Linked DNA regions of Homo sapiens: region 2 is linked to region 1. A link is an interaction called in ENCODE POLR2A ChIA-PET data of the cell type or tissue named here. Cell type or tissue: Panc1. All regions are shown on one strand. Each heading gives the region's core, and the rest is flanking DNA. Links, peaks and the distances in the headings are about the cores only. Region 1 overlaps KSR1 (kinase suppressor of ras 1). Region 2 holds the start of LOC124903956 (a long non-coding RNA gene).

Evidence for each region. ChIA-PET counts read pairs that join two places held together with the same protein. Peaks named below come from ENCODE experiments on the same cell type or tissue, not always from the same donor. Only the 100,000 strongest peaks of a DNase experiment are listed, where the experiment ranks them.
Region 2: POLR2A ChIA-PET joins it to region 1 with 10 read pairs; 2 of 35 experiments call an interaction of 5 or more read pairs at or near these places.

The regions. Positions count from the first base shown.
Region 1 is chr17:27,568,180-27,571,082 of GRCh38, reverse strand. The region is part of intron 2 of KSR1 (kinase suppressor of ras 1); the gene reads right to left. Among named protein-coding and RNA genes, the nearest start is that of LGALS9, 62 kb to the left of the region's middle. RefSeq lists an enhancer at 528-1,288. In Panc1, for the core only: CTCF peaks have their summits at 1,393 and 1,604 (motif pointing left); a DNase peak (open chromatin) is centred at 1,652.
Region 2 is chr17:27,239,319-27,242,221 of GRCh38, reverse strand. It overlaps LOC124903956 (a long non-coding RNA gene), which reads left to right and starts at 513. Exons shown (of 2, transcript XR_007065676.1): 1 at 513-609. In Panc1, for the core only: no CTCF peak of the experiment used is centred there; no DNase peak of the experiment used is centred there.

The DNA of each region.
Region 1 (2,903 bases), core at 205-2,704:
GGCCAACACAGTGAAGCAAAGAGCCAGACTGGGTCCCCGCAATGCCCCTGACCTCGGACAAGTCCCCGCCCCTCTTTGGGCTTCGGATTTCCCATTTATAAAATGAGTGGTTCTGCCTAGAACAAATCAACGGCTCTCAATCCGGGTTGTGCCCTGGAATTTTCCAGGGACTTTAAAAATGAATCGCAATGCTTGGGCCCCACTTCAGACCGGCCAAATCAGAATTTCTGGAGGTGCGGACCATGAGGGCAGACAGGCGTTGGGGCCCAAAGTCTGGCTAAGGCAGCCCAGGACAGAACAGGTCTGGGGATGTCCAGACCAGAAGGCAGATGTGGCCACAGCACGGCTGTGTTCAGGAGGCCACATTCCTTCCACTGAACTCGAGCCCAGCCCAAACTCACAGCTGTCCCAGGAGACGTCCTCTCCTGTGCCCAGGTCCCTGCCTCCCTCTCCACAAAGCAAATAGGGGCTCACAGTAGGGAGCTGGGCTTGAACTGGAACCTTCAGGATTGGCTTCTTCTCACGTATGCATTGGTAAGCCTGGGATTGAAAGCTTGTTTAGAAAGAAGGTACAGTGGTGGGTGTGGAGGAATAGAGGTCAAAGGGGAGAAAGAGATGAGAGGGGTTCAAGAAAGGGCAATAAGCATTTATTACACATGTCCTGCGTGCCAGGCACTGTCAGATGAACCACAGAGGTCAGCACATGCAATCCTCCTAACAGCCTGAGATGGGAGATAAGGCTGAGAGAGGGCGGGTAACTTGCTCAAGGCCACACAGAACAAGGCCATCTCAACCCACCACCAGCCAGCCCTTGTGTCCACTGCCTTGCATTATGAAGTGAGCCCTTTTTCCCAGGGCAGCGTTTATTTGCCACCACTGGCATCACAGGTCACATATGACTTTCCAGACCCCACACCGCTCTATCCCTGGGCCCAGCTAGGGTGAGCTCTGGCAGTGGGGTTTAAAGCAGCTGCAGGAGGCTCCTCCAAGGAGGTCTCTCCATGTTCCCTTTTAATCCCACTTAGCCTCCACTCCAGTCCTTTGGAGGAGGCTGGCACTTTTCAACTCTGCCTGGGACCAGATATCTAGCTTCCAGCTGCACCCGCTGTCACCACAGCCACCACTTTCTCTCCAGGCCAGCCCACCCTCCTGGAAAGCTTGTCCTGTGGCTGCCTCCTTGCTCTCCCTATCAGCGTGGAAAGGCCCCATTCCTCCTTCTATAAATCCAGAGGTATAATACATAGTGTGAGAATAGGCAAACTTTTTCTGAAAGCCACACAGAGTCTCTTCAGCTTTGTGGGCCACATGGTCTCTGTCGAAACTGCTCCACTCTGCTGCTGTGGCACCACCAGAGCCACAGACAACACGTACACAAATGGGTGTGGCTGTGCTCCCATAAAATTTAACTATGGATACTGAAACAAATTTCATGTAACTTTTACGGGTCACGAAATATTCTGTTGTTTTTAATTCCTCCCGCCAGTTCAAAATGTAAAAACCATTCTTAGTTCACAAGGCTCTACAAAAAATAGTGCTGGGCTAGATTTGGCCCAAGGGCCAGAGTTTGGCAACCCCCAAACACATAGCAATGCTGTTGGGCTCCACCTGCTGGTGGCCCTGGGCCTGGCTCCTCCTCCTTTCCCACCTCCCCACCTAACCCCCAGCACACAGTCAGCAGGACAGGCTTGCGGGCACACCCACATCTTGTCACCTTTCTCTGCATCATCAACACACATTTCTAAAACCAGGCTCCTGTGTGAAAATGGCCGGATGTGTCCTGCATTAGAGAAACACACACAGCTACTCCAGCTTTGGGCACTGGTGTGTCCCCCAATTACTCCCAAAATGTAGAGAGGAGATGGGAAGGCTTCTACAGAGTGGGTTTCCCTACTCCCAGGATGTTTTGTAACATTTTACAAAATGCGTGATTGTAAAATTTTAATTCTTTTTAAAAAAAGAAACAGTATTATCCACAAGATCCCACACTAGAACTTGAGTCAAAATGAATACATTAAATTTTTTAAATGTTTAAAGAACATTCAAAAGGAAAAGTGGGTCAGGATGGAACGTGGGAGGGTGAGCCACAGCCAAAAAGCTGCGTTAACCTTGGGTGACACTTGACTTCTAGGGGACTGGCAAATGAGAAAGTCCCGCCCTGCACAAAATAGGGCTATGTGCAGGGGCTAAAGCTGAGGGCCTGGGATCAGAGGCCCTTTCAGGGATGGCAGCTGGCTGAGGATGGGGCTACAGAGGAGGGTAGGGACAGGACGTGCCCCTCAACAGGGACACTATTCCTCTACGGAAGGCAGAGCCCTGACAGCAGGCCTCAGCTGGGACTGTTGCCGGCAAACTGGGATGCGGTAATCCTATGAGGAGGGTGCAGGGTGCTAGGTGTGGCTAGAGATGTAACTCCCCATGGGGGACCCCAGCTCTCCTGGGGGTCAAGGCACTGACAGAACTAAACAGGGGTTCCTGGGTGTGGCCATGTCCCCGGCATCTTTACTGCTCCCCCTCCCCATTCTCCCCTGCTCGGACACACCATTGAAAAAGAGAATGGTCAGACGAGTCCCCTCCTCCTCCACATGCACAGGGCAAGAGCTCGGAATTCAGCCAGTGAGGGCCCTGGTGCCAGAGGGCGTCCAGACTATCAAATAGGCCTCGGGCACCAGCCTTGGAGTCTGGTGGGTCCCTTGTGGGGCCAGAAGCCAAATCACAGATGCCGTCCACCAGAGGGACATGTCCCAGTGTTTAGCACGTGAGGTCTGTCCTTTGGGGTGGTCTGTCCATTCAGATGGGAGATGAGCCAGGCCACAGCAAGTGAGCCCAGAGCTGGAGACAGAAGAACCAGGCTCCTCCGCCTAGGAACAAGAGCTGTCGGGTTTTGGAGCTGCCCCATGGGGGTC
Region 2 (2,903 bases), core at 213-2,712, 330 kb after region 1:
CGGGGTTTCACCATGTTGGTCAGGCTGGTCTTGAACTCCTGGGCCTAAGTGACCCAGCCACCTTGGCCCCTGAAAGTGCTGGGATTACAGGCGTGAGCCACTGTGCCCGGCTGAGCTTGGTTTTTACTGAGCTATTTTATAAATCATCTGGCGCGCTTCAGAAGTCGATTTCAGGGCATCCCCAGACCGACCCAATCAGAACTTCCAGGTGATGTCTTTAATCTGACGACTTTGGGAAATGTGGCTTTAGTCTAGACAAAGAGTTCTCTAATGTAGTTGTTGGCTAAAGTGTTATGCAGGGGCCCCAACCACACTGCAGAACCACGGTCAGTCCAGCAAGTGAGGGAACTGCCTGACAAAGGGGATGGTCCCTGAGTCAGTCTAACCTGTCAGTTTGGTGGGGCTAGGAATGAAGGCGGACCAGTTCTTCCTGTGAGGTGCAAACAAAAACTGGAAAAACAGCAAGACAGACTTATCCAAGTTCTTTCTGGGCGTGGCTGAGGCTGCACCGTCTCAGTCTTTGGCCATTCCTGAAGCCCTCTCAGCAGGGTCCTCTGTCCTTGCCAAGAAGCTAGAAAGAATTAGAAGACAGATGAGTCAGAATGGAAGGTAATGAGGTTTCTGGGCTTCCAGGGGTGCTCACCCAACCCTCAGGGCTTCCCCTACTGCTCTTCCCCTTTCTCACCCCCACCCAGGATTTCTTTCCCCCTGTAAATGAGAACTGCCCCCACTCCCCACCCTCCACTCTGCAGTCAGTGGGAGGATGCATGCAAGAAGCTGTTGGAGCTTGAGGGAAGGGAGGAGTGAGGGAGATGCCCCTGATGCTGGTGTCTTCATTCTCTGAGCTGGATAGGGACTAACCGTGGGGCAGCCTGCTACCAGCAACACTGGTTTTTCTTTTCTTTTTTTTCCTTTTTTTCTGAGACGGGGTCTCGTTGCCCAGGCTGGAGTGCAGTGGTGCGATCTTGGCTCACTGCAACCTCTGCCTCCCAGGTTCAAGCAATTCTCCTGCCTCAGCCCCCCTTAGTAGCTGGGATTACAGGCACACACCACCACGCCCAGCTAATTTTTTTTTGTATTTATAGTTAGAGATGGAGCTTCACCATGTTGGCCAGGCTGGTCTCTGACTCCTGACCTCAGGTGTTCCACCCATCTCGTCCTCCAAAAGTGTTGGGATTACAGGTGTGAGCCACCACTCCTGGCCCAACAGCACTGATTTTGCAGGGCAAAGCATTATTTGTCTTGAGTCAGTCCTATGGCCTACATAAAATGTGGTCCCCTCTGGATTCGCGGCTGACCCTGGCACTTGTAGCTGGAGAAGGCATGCAAACATTGATGATGCACAGTGCTGGCTCTCAGATGGTAACATCGGTCGCCTCCCCATCCCACTTCATTTACTCAACAAACATTGATTTGAGCCCCTGCCATTCTGGGCCTGGGGCCCAGAGGAAGAAAGGCACGACCCCAGACCGTGAGTGTTCTCTGAGAAGCAGACAGAGGCAACGCTGCTGTGAGAAGCAGAGAGAGGGCTGAGACCATCCTGAGGACAGCAAAGAGGGCACTAACCTGGAAGACGGGCGGCAAAGATGTCTGAACTGAGTCTTGAAAAGCCAGCCAAGCTGCTCACCCCAAAAGAAAGTTTATTCTGGCTGAACCAACCAGCCAGAGGGAAGAGACTTCAGGGATTTCAGTGCTAAAATGGAAGTGTTTACAGTCTCCCTTCCCCAGAGACCCTCACGCTTGCACCCCACCCCAATCCCTGGACTCCCACAGTACCTCCCAAGGGAGAATAAGCAGAAAAGACCCCAAGGGGAGGTATTGCTGGAAGCCTGGCAGAGGGAAAAAGCTGCTCAGTCTTCTGATGAAGGGGGGAGTGGGGACGGGAGCTGAGCTCATTCCTGGCTGTTGAACTGTGCTCTGCCAGAGCTGGGCCCTGTTAACCCTACAGTGAGTTAACCCTACAGTGAGTCCTGAGGGCTTGGAGGGAGCTTTCCCTCAAATCTCGGCATCCAGACTGCTTCTGCTCTGCCCACCAGCCCCGCTAATCCTGGCGGCCACTCATTCATTCACTGGTTTGTTGAATTAATAGTGAGGGAGCACCTTCTCCTAGATCCTAAAGATACAGCCATGCACAAAACAAAGACCCCACAGGTCTTTATTCTAGTGGGGGAAGCAGACAGAGAATGATCAAACGAGGAAGGGAGGAAGACAAACAAGAAAGGGAAAGGGCGAAGAGGTGGACCCGTTCATATGGGAGGGAGAGGCTCAGTAATAGCGGGCATGGGGCAGAAGTCTGAAGGAAGGGCAGGGGGCGGGAGGGAGGGGAGAGGAATCCCAGAGGGAGAAAGCAGCACCTGCAAAGGTCCTGAGGCAGGCCTGTCCGCAGAGCCCTGAGGGTGGGCCGAGCAGGAACTCACTGTGCATGGAGACACGCAGAAGGGTTTAAGAGTGCCAGCTCTGAGCTCATGCATGCCTAGCGGCCTGCATTTAGGCAGAATTGCTTCATCTCCCTAAGGCTCAGTGTCCCTGTCTGTAAAATGGGAAGAATGGTGTTACTGCACCATGGCTTTCTATATACTTTTTCTAAATAAATGGCAGTTATTATCAGGATAATTATAAATGCAATGGATACATGTTCAATAGTTAGTATTAGCACTTTCCCAAAGGGGATTTCCAACAAGGTAAGACACTAGATTTTTTTTTTTGGTTTTATAAAAATATCTTAAATTACACTGATAGTAACACATGTTGAGAGTGAGGTATGTGGGCATCAAGTATCAGCAATCACAAATCACACTCACGCCTTCCCCCACTCCTCACAGGTGGGGCTTGCCCCCATTACTCCAGAGCTGCCTTACAGGCACCAAAAGCAAGGCCTGGAGGAGCCAGGAGCTTGGCTGGAT